2 separate regions of the Homo sapiens genome follow, and region 1 is linked to region 2. A link is a contact called in ENCODE Hi-C or POLR2A ChIA-PET data. All regions are on one chromosome and are shown on one strand. The core of a region is the stretch at or near the end of the contact, and the rest is flanking DNA. Distances in the headings are between cores, read along the strand shown. Region 1 overlaps MYO10 (myosin X). Region 2 has its middle 64 kb from the start of MYO10.

Region 1 (5,181 bases), core at 870-3,369, 180 kb before region 2:
ACAGCGATCATGTCACTGCATTCCAGCCCAGGAGACAAAGTGAGACCCTGGCTCTAAAAAAAAAAAAAAACCAACAACAACAAAAAAAGGAGGACACGTATGGTGGGCAGAATAATGGCTCCTCCCGCAAAGACATCCATCCACACTCATCCCAGAGCCTGTGACTAGATAATGTCACATGGCAAAGGGGCTCTGCACAGGTGATTATGGTTATGAAGCCTGAGATGGGGAGATCATCCAGGGAGGCCCAATCTAATCATGTGAGGCCTTAAAAGCAGACAGCCTTTCTTGGCTGCAGTCAGAGAGAGAGAAAGAAGACAGTGGAGGAGAAGGAGGAAAGATTTGAAGCCATGAGAGGGAAACAATACATGGTTACTGGCACTGAAGATGAAGAAAGGGAGCCACAGATCAGGAGACCAGGGAATGTGAGCGGCCTCTAGAAGCTGGGAACAGCCCTCAGGTGACAGTCAGCAAGAAAACAAGGACCTCAGTCCTCCAACTGCAAGTAACTGAATTCAGCCAACGACACAATGAGCAGGAAACGGATCCTCCTCTAGAGCATCTGGAAACAGACGCAGCCCTGCTGACCCTTTGATTTCTGCTGGTGAGACTTATGGGACTTTCAACCTACAGAACTGTAATCTTCATTTATTTATTTTTTCCTGAGACGGAGTCTCGCTCTGTCACCCAGGCTGGAGGGCAGTGCGCGATCTCGGCTCACTGCAAGCTCCGCCTCCCGGGTTCACGCCATTTTCCTGCCTCAGCCTCCCGAGTACCTAGGACTACAGGCGCCCGCCACCACACCCGGCTAATTTTTTTGTACTTTTTTTTTTAGTGGAGACGGGGTTTCACCATGTTAGCCAGGATGGTCTCGATCTCCTGACCTCGTGATCCGCCCGCCTCGGCCTCCCAAAGTGCTGGGATTACAGGCGTGAGCCACTGTGCCTGGCCGTTTTGTTTTTTTAAGTTGGTACACTTATGGTAACTGGTTATCCAGCAAAAGAAAACTAATGCAACATCTCTGGAACAATTCAAGTCATTTTATTTTTTTTCTCTTTTAAAGATATAGACAGGCATTGCTCCGAGCCAGGATCAAATGTGGAGAAGCAGTGGCTGTTCTGACAGGTGGCGGTCTTGTCTCGATGTGAGCGGAGTCCAACAGACGCTGACATCTCCGGTGAATGGCTTCAATGATAATTTTAAAAAATCATGGTGGCTGCTTTATGGATAATATACAATTTTGCAAGCCTCAAACGGAAGGTCTACAATGGCATAATTAACTGAACTGAACTGCAAATTGGATGCACAAAAATCCTACGGGTTTCCCCTTAGAAAGGAAGAATATGACCTTATTCCAAGACCAAGATCTTATTCATAGTATGTATTGGCAATTTAGCTGTCAGGTTTAACATTATTATCATGAAAAGAGGAAAATAAATAAAAAACTTTTTAAAAGGGTCTGCCTTTTAAACCCTTGTGTAGTTTTTTTTTCCTTCTAATTTACTTACTTTTTCTTGACTATTGAAAATGTACAATAACAACTTGTGTCTAGGTGGGCATGCTGGCACGTGCCTGTAATCCCAGGTACTCAGGAGGCTAAGGCAGGAGGATCACTTTAGCTCAGGAGTTTGAGTCTAGCCTGGGCAACATAGCAAGACACTATTACAAAAAAAAACAAACTTGTGTTTTTTCTCTAATGACAGCAAAGTATGAGTTTCAAAATATAGATTGAGCATCCCTTGTGTGAAATGCCTGGGACACAAAGTGTTGTGGATTTCAATATTTTTTGGATTTTGGAATATTTGCATACTATGTACTGGTTAAGCATAATTTAAGTTAAATTCAAAATCCAAAATATTCCCAATGAGCATTTCCTTTCAGCAACACATCAGCATGCAAAATGTCTTGGATTTTGAAGCATTGTGGATTTGGAGTTTTTGGATTAGGTATATTCAACCTATCTGCACCTACAAGAGACATACACCAATAAAAAATTTTAAAATCCAGGTTCACATTTTATCAACTACAAGACTTTGTAATATGAATGGCATTTATTTTATAAACATTTATTGCACAACTACCAGGTGCCTGGCAGTGTCCTTGGTTCCAGGAAGACAAAATAAGTCCTTGACAAACCTAGCAAAGAAACTGCTATGTAAACAAATAGTTACACGACAGTGTCAAATATTTAATAATAACAACACACGCACAGTGCAGCGGTCATGTGGATACCTATGCAGTGGTATTCTATGGGAAAGAGGTGGTTCACTGGTCATCTACAAGGGGATCTTTGAGATGAGAACAGAGAAATAAATGCACATTATGCCAGCTCATGCAAAACACAGAATGCATCGCCACTTTCACACCAACAGGTATAAACATTACCTTTTCTGAACATATGGAAAATATTTTAATCTAAAGACAGGACAAGCTAGCTCAGCAAGTCAGAGGAAGACAGCATGATTGAATTTCTCTGGACAGGGCTGTTTGAAAACATTTGGCAAACATTAGGTCGATTTGACAAAAATGACACTTTCACAGTGTAAAAAAAAAAAAAAAAAAAGGGCGGGGCACAGTGGCTCATGCCTGTAATCCCAGCACTTTGGGAGGCCGAGGCGGGCGGATCACAAGGTCAGGAGATCGAGACCATCCTGACCAACATGGTGACCTTGTCTCTACTGAAAATACAAAAATTAGCTGGGCGTGGTAGCACACGCCTGTAGTCCCAGCTACTCGGGAGGCTGAGGCAGGAGAATCACTTGAACCCAGGAGGCGGAGCCTGCAGTGAGCCAAGATAGTGCCAGTGCACTCCAGCCTGGTGACAGAGTGAGACTCTGTCTCAAAAAAAAAAAAAAAAGGCAAATACACTCTTTTTTTTTTTAACTGAGGAAAATTTAGCAGTTTAAACCCATAAATATATAATTCTTTCTCTTTCCCAGCTCCTTTCTCAGTCTAAGGGTAGATAAATTGGAAGAACCTGAATATTAAGCATGCCTTGAGTTTCAATTAGCACCTACTATCCATTTTAAGGCTGATTTTTCTTTTTTTTTTTTTTGAGATGGAGTCTTGCTGTCGCCTGGTTGGAGTGCAGTGGTGCGATCTTAGCTCACTGCAAACTCCGCCTCCCAGGTTCAAGCGATTCTCCTGCCTCAGGCTCCCGAGTAGCTGGGATTACAGGCACACGCCACCACGCCCAGCTAATTTTTGTATTTTTAGTAGAGACGGGGATTCACCATGTTGGCCAGGATGGTCCGATCTCTTGATCTCGTGATCCGCCCGTCTCAGCCTCCCAAAGTGCTGGGATTACAGGCGTGAGCCACCGCACCTGGCCTTTTTTTTCTGAGACAGAGTTTCGCTCTGTCACCCAGGCCGGAGTGCAGTGGCGCGATCTTGGCTCACTGCAACCTCTGCCTCCCGGGTTCAAGCAATTCTCCTGCCTCAGCCTCCTGAGTAGCCGGGATTACAGGCATGTGCCACCATGCCCAGCTAGTTTTTGTATTTTTAGTAGAGATGGGATTTCACCATGTTCGTCAGGCTTGTCTCAAACTCCAGACCTCGTGATCCGCCCACCTCGGCCTCACAAAGTGCTGGGATTACAGGTGTGAGCCACAGCACCTGGCAAAGGCTAATTTATTATTAATCATAATCACAAACATATTGGCAAAGAAATGTAACTCCTAAAGAATAAAAATGACTAAAAGATCAAGAGTTTTTAAAGTATTATAATTTTGGCTTAAAAACTATATAAATTTGAGCTGGACAAGAGAAATAAACATACATAACCAGTTGCCTTTAGTTTCCTATAAAGACTTGCAAACAGGCAGATGGAAAAGGGGAGAAAATCTGCAGGTCAACTGATCTTGACAGATAATGCAGTATCTGTACTTTCACGTCAAAAATTTATAACAAGTGATTCTTAAATATCACTTTATAATACAGGTATAGTCACATTTCATAGAAGTTGAGAGAAAAATGTGCATGACCACTTTTTATGTATTTCTCCATTCAAAATAGCAAACAGGAATCCCACAACTTAGAAAGATGGGTTCCCTTGAATGCAAGTTATCACCCTAGGGTGGGCTTCAGAGCCAGAAAAATGACTGAAAATCCACAGAAAGAGAAAAATCCAGAAAAGACAGCTTAAGCTCAAGTACTCATGTCCACAAGTCAACATTTTCCCTCGGTCAGTCTACAACTCCATGACTTCTTTCCGTGGCAGAACACTTAGAAACTGAACACAACACAGCGTATTCACAAGCAGCAAGGTCAAACTACCTCGATGTGCAGAAGGCCCTTCCACAGAAAGTAAATCCCCACTAATAAAACCTAGGCAATAAACTCTAGGAAAACATGATTTTTGACCCAAGTTTCTAATGTGGCAAATCCCTTGAAAACATAATTTTACTTAGATTAACAAGAATTCTCAAAAGGCAAGAAATACTCTCTGAAAACAAAAATAAGCATTCACTCAAACGTGAGGATCTTTTTAAAGGAATTACAAGTGGAACTTACATATATTTGATTTCTCTTATACCGCTGGAATAAGTTATACATGATGGAGCCGCCATGGAGCTCTGTCAAGGACGCCATGTCATCCACGCCCTCCTCGTTCGTGGGGTGCATAGCAGTCACCTTCTGGTGGGTAATTGTGCTCTGCTTGTAAGTGAATACCTGAGGGAGGGAGAGGAATTCAATTATTTCATTATCAGCAGTAAGTGATTTTTCACACAAGTTTCCCAAACTGACAATACAATCTCAGTATAATTTCAGGAAAAAGATTCTAAATTGGACAATCAAAAATATATCGCAAAAATCTCTTTCATTTTATGTCACCTATCTCTCTCTCTCTCTCTGTGTGTGTATGTATGTGTGTGTGTGTGTGTGCGTGTGTGTGTGTGTGTGTGTGTGTGTGTGTATATATATATATATACACATATCTTTGTTGTTGTTGTTGTTTTGAGGCATGATTTCACTCTGTTACTCAGGCTGGAGTGCAGTGGCATGATTACAGCTCACCGCAGCCTCCACCTCTGAGACTCAAGTGATCCTCCCACCTCAGCCTCCCGAGCTGGGACTACAGGCATGTGCCACCAGCCAGCTAATTTTTGCATTTTTTTTTTTTTTAGATACAGGGTTTTGTCATGTTGCCCAGGCTGGTCTCAAACCCCTGGGCTCAAGCAA
Region 2 (5,134 bases), core at 1,293-3,792:
TGGGAAATCAGTCAACTGTCTCAAACTTAGAAAATTCTTAATTATCCATGGTTAACAGTGTTCATGAAGAAAGATGTCACTGAAATACATATAATTTAAAGCCTTTGGAAAACCAATGGTACAACTTATTTCTCCAGCACACTTTAAATTTATTTATTTAGTTTTTTTTTTTTTTTTTTTTTTTTTTTTTGAGGCAGACTCTTGCTCTGTTGCCCAGGCTGGAGTGCAATGGTGCAATCATAGTTCATTTCAGCCTGAAACTCCTGGGCTCAAACTATCCTCCCACCTCAGCCTCTGCAGTAGCTGGGACTACAGGCACATGCCACCATGCCTGACTAATTTTTTACTTTTTTTTTTTTGTAGAGATGGGGTCTTGCTATATTGCCCAGGCTCATCTCAAACTTGTGGCCTCTAGTGATCCTCCCACCTCAGCCTCCCAAAATGTTGGGATTACAGGTGTGAACCACCTCGCCCAGCCCTTAAACTTGTTTTTAATCAGAGACCCTTTCTTTTTCCTGCCCAATATTTGATTATATTAAGAACCACATAAAATGTGCCTAAAAGCAGTGTGCAGACAAGTGGATTAAAACAGAGCATCAAAAGTAAGGATCAGTCGGGCGAGGTGGCTCATGCCTGTAATCCTAGCACTTTGGGAGGCCGAGGCAGACGGATCATGAGGTGAAGAGATTGAGACCACCCTAGCCAACATGGTGAAACCCCGTCTCTGCTAAAAATACAAAAATTAGCTGGGCGTGGTGGCACGCACCTGTGATCTCAGCTACTCAGGAGGCTTAGGCAGGAGAATCCCTTGAAGCTGGGAGGTGGAGGTTGCAGTGAGCCGAGATCACACTACTGCACTCCAGCCTAGGCTACAGAGTGAGACTCGGTCTCAAAAACAAAAAAAGGCCGGGTGAGGTGGCTCGTGCCTGTAATCCCAGCACTTTTGGAGGCTGAGGCAGGTGGATCACCTGAGGTCATGAGTTCAAGACAAGGCTGGCCAACATGGCAAAACCCTGTCTCTATCGAAAATACAAAAATTAGCCAAGAGTGGTGGAGAGCACTTGTAATCCCAGGCTGAAGCAGGATAATTGCTTGAACCCAGGAGGTGGAGGTTGCAGTGAGCCAATATCACGCCACTGCACTCTAGCCTTACTTGTAAAAGGAAGGATCATTTATAAATTTAATAACTGAAAGTTGAAAAATGGATTTAAGGAGAAAAAGGTATAGGTTTCTTTGTTTTAGCAACCCACTGCCCTTATCATGATTAATACATTTATTTATTTATTTGAGACGGAGTCACACTCTGTTACCCAGGCTGGAGTGCAGTGGTGCAATCTCGGCTCACTGCAAGCTCCACCTCTCGGGTTCACGCCATTCTCCTGCCTCAGCCTCCCGAGTAGCTGGGACTACAGGCGCCCGCCACTACGCCCGGCTAATGTTTTGTATTTTTAGTAGAGACACGGTTTCACCGTGGTCTCGATCTCCTGACCTCGTGATCCACCGGCCTCGGCCTCCCAAAGTGCTGGGATTACAGGCATGAGCCACCGCACCCGGCCAATTACATTTATTAAAACCATCGAAATAGCAAAGAACAAATTAGGAGAGACAGAAGGTATAATGGTGGTTGCTAGGCCTAGGTTGGGGGATAGGAATTTGAATTTAAGAGATACACAGTTTAAATTTGGGAAGATGAAGCAAGTTCTGGAGATAAATGGTGGTGATGGTTGCATAGCAGTGTGAATGTACTTAATGCTGCTGAGTTGTATAATTAAAAATGGCTAAAACTGTATATTTTATATATGCATGTTGTACCACAATAAGGTAGGGAAAAAAAAAAAAAAAGGCCGGGCACGATGGCTCACGCCTGTAATCCCAGCACTTCGGGAGACTGAGGTGGGCGGATCACCTGAGGTCAGGAGTTTGAGACCAGGCTGGCCAACATGGCAAAACCCCATCTCTACTACAAATACAGAAAAAGTAGCTGGGCATGGTGGCGGGAGCCTGTAATCTCAGCTACTTGGGAGGCTGAGGCAAGAGAATTGCTTGAACCCTGGAGCTGGGTGACAGAGCAGGACTCCGTCTCAGAAAAAAAAAAAAAAATTAGCTGGGTCTGGTGGTGCATGCCTGTAATCCCAGCTGCTTGGGAGGCTGAGGCAGGAGAATCGCTTGAACCCAGGAGGTGGAGGTTGCAGTGAGCCAAGATCGTGCCAGTGCATTCCAGCCTGGGCGACAGAGTGAGACTCCGTCTGCAAAGAAAAAAAAGAAAAATTAACAAAAAAAAAAAAAAAAAAAAAAAGAGAAAAAAAAGAATAATGCTAGAATTGGCCAGAAGAAGCTCCCAATTGAATTCACTAGAAAGTTTGTCGTTTGAGTCTTAGTAGAAAATAAGTAACAGTCTTCTTGAAAGAAATGTCAGGTCTATCTCCGCAGAAAGAAATGAGAGGAAAAAAAAATCGTAACAGCTTAGCATTTATAGGGTATACAACAGGGAGTAAAACACATATGAAAAATATCATGATAGAAGGCCTTTATTTAAAAGTGTGGTTGAAGGCTGCTGACTCACTGGATAACTGAAGTATTTGTGGCTTGAGTAATGGCTAAGCCAAGAATCCTGGAGTCAGTGAGACTCTTTCTTCCTTGGAAAAAGAAAAAAAGGAAAGATCAAGTAAATTCTATCCCATTCTGTCTTAGATATTTTGTTCAACAATGATTTTGACCAATCCCAAATTCCTCAAATGAGGGAGGAATGTTCCGTGTTTTTGTAACCTTGATTAACTGTGATATTATTCCAAGAAAGAAGCAGTATCCAGATGGGGCAGGAGGCACAAGGAAAGAGCTAAATTGGGAATTCATTTTTTGTTCCCAGTCAGATGATGGGTGTCTTATGTATGGGGTCAATGCCACATCTGATCTCATCCCGAGAAAATACTCTTTAACTAGCTGGGCAAAATGTCTGTACTGAAGTGGGAAGTAATTTGATTGACTAAACATCTGAAAGCTGTGGCTCACACCTGTAATCCCAGCACCTTCAGAGGCCGAGGCAGGTGGATCATCTGAGGTCAGGTGTTCAAGACCAGCCTGGCCAACATGGCGAAACTCCATCTCTACTAAAAATACAAAAATTAGCCAGGTGTGGTGGTAGGTTCCTGTAGTCCCAGCTACTTGGAAGGCTGAGGCACGAGAATCACTTGAACCCAGGAATTGGAGGTTGCAGTGAGCCAAGATTGTGCCACTGCACTCTAGCTTGGGCTTCAGGGAGAGACTCTGTCTCAAAACAAAAAATAACAACAACAAAAAACAAACAAACAGAAAACCCCCAAAACATCTGAAGACAATCTTACAGTCTTCTGCTATGGTATTTTATCTTACATTATTCTGATACTGATTATTTATCTTCCTAAGGTTGCCTTTATTTCATAGTGTTTTTTGGCATGAATAAAGTGATCACTTATGAATCAAGTGCTTGGAACTGCAATGGCCCAGAGACGCAGCTTTCTGCAAAGTCCACACCTACTAGGTTAGCAAGGCTCTAGTTATCTTAGGGAGGTTGTTGAGCATGGTCAAGTGAAGATGTTCTGGAAGCAGCTTTCCTGGGTATGAATCCCAGGTCTGCCCCTTATGAGAGACCTTGGACACTGACCCACATCTCTGTGTTTCAGTTTCTCTTCTCTAACATGAGAATGATCAGACTAGGCCTTACGTCAAAGGACTGTAATGAAAATATTATTTAAAACATAAGTACTCGGAACAGTGCCCAGTGTATAGGAAGTGGGCTATAAAAGTTGGCTATTATGACTATTAATCATCGATTCTTTGGAGGAAGACATGGCTAAAACAGTGAGACTGAAAGCTGTTTGGTAATTCTATAGCTTGGGAATCAGAAACCATTCATCATTTGCATTGGGGAGTTTGAAACTCCTGGCTACTATAAGCATGTAGAGCTGAAAATAAAATATTGGTGTTAATGAATTGTTCATGCATTCATTCATTTATTGATTCACCATGTGTCAGGAATTGGAGAAACCAAATCAATTATGGCATGATCACCGACCTAATGATGCTCGGTCTAGTGGTAGAAACACTCACATGAACAGATTATTATGCAACATGGAGGTGCAAAGATGGAGATATACACAAGGTAGTACTGAAATATGATGGAGGGGAACTTTAGCTCAGGGTGGGGAAGAGGAAAGAGTCATAATTCTTTGAGGAAGTAATCCCAGAACATACCTCCTTTGTCAAATAAGAAATTAATTCTTAAAAATCTGTAAATGTTTCAGTCTGTGTCTTCAAAATATAAGGATTTTCTCTTTCAACATAATCAAAATACCATTATTATTTCTAAAACAAATGACAATTGTTGCTTAACTATGATAAAAATATCCGGGGGTTTTCAATCTCCTCATCTATGTAATTTTTCTTTTAGTTGGTTTGTTTGAATCAAGAAGTATATAAGGTCACCTTGTGATGAGTAGTTGTCTCTTAACCTATGTAGTTTTCCTTTTTTTTTGGGTGACAGGATCAGGGTTTCACTCTGTTGCCCAGGCTGGAGTGCAGTGGCATGATCATAGCTCACTGCAGCCTTGAACTCCTGGGCTCAAGTAATCCTTCTGTTTTAGTCTCCCAAGTAGCGGGGACTATAGGCACACACCACAACATGAGGCTAAATTTTTAAATTTTTTTGTAGAGACAGGGTCTCGTTATGTTTCCCAGGCTGGTCTTGAACTCCTGGGCTCAAGCCATCCTCTTGTCTTGTCCTCCTTATAAGCATGAGCCAATGTGCCTGGCACTTTTTCTTTTTCTTAATTCCTTGTAACTCATTTGCCGAGGAAACTGGATTATTTATCTTGCAGAGTTTTTCATAAATGAGTTTTGCTGATGGCATCTCCTTGGTGTTCTATAACATTTTTCTCTCTTATATTTCCTATAAATATCTATTTAGGTCTAGACGCTTGTTCAGATTCAAGCTGTTTTTGAGGGAGTGGGGTAGGGCAAGACTACTCTGTAGACAGTGCGGGGCATTGCCAGCAGGAGACGTGCAATATCTGGTTGTCTCTACTTTTGAGATGCTCTCAACCCTTCATGCTCAATGGGCAGGTCCCTCCATTTATTGGGGTTATAAAGTGGTCCTATT

Evidence for each region. A loop is a pair of places that touch in the nucleus more often than their neighbours do. ChIA-PET counts read pairs that join two places held with the same protein, here RNA polymerase II (POLR2A). Pooled maps may share reads with other maps.
Region 1: a map of chondrocyte shows a loop between it and region 2 (2.3-fold over the local background). The contact joins two enhancer-like sites. A Hi-C loop is called at or near these places in 1 of 168 maps with a recorded cell type or tissue (chondrocyte) and 1 of 50 pooled maps. POLR2A ChIA-PET finds 5 or more read pairs at or near these places in 5 of 52 experiments (A549, AG04450, BJ and 2 more).

What each region holds. Positions count from the first base shown.
Region 1 is chr5:16,813,497-16,818,677 of GRCh38, forward strand. MYO10 (myosin X) reads right to left here. Exons shown (of 41, transcript NM_012334.3): 3 at 4,513-4,671. Among named protein-coding and RNA genes, the nearest start is that of MYO10, 120 kb to the right of the region's middle. Within about 2 kb of position 2,120, at least 2 of the 41 ENCODE cell types and tissues checked have a DNase peak (open chromatin) inside an H3K27ac peak, as active enhancers do.
Region 2 is chr5:16,997,894-17,003,027 of GRCh38, forward strand. No RefSeq gene overlaps it. Among named protein-coding and RNA genes, the nearest start is that of MYO10, 64 kb to the left of the region's middle. Within about 2 kb of position 2,543, at least 8 of the 41 ENCODE cell types and tissues checked have a DNase peak (open chromatin) inside an H3K27ac peak, as active enhancers do.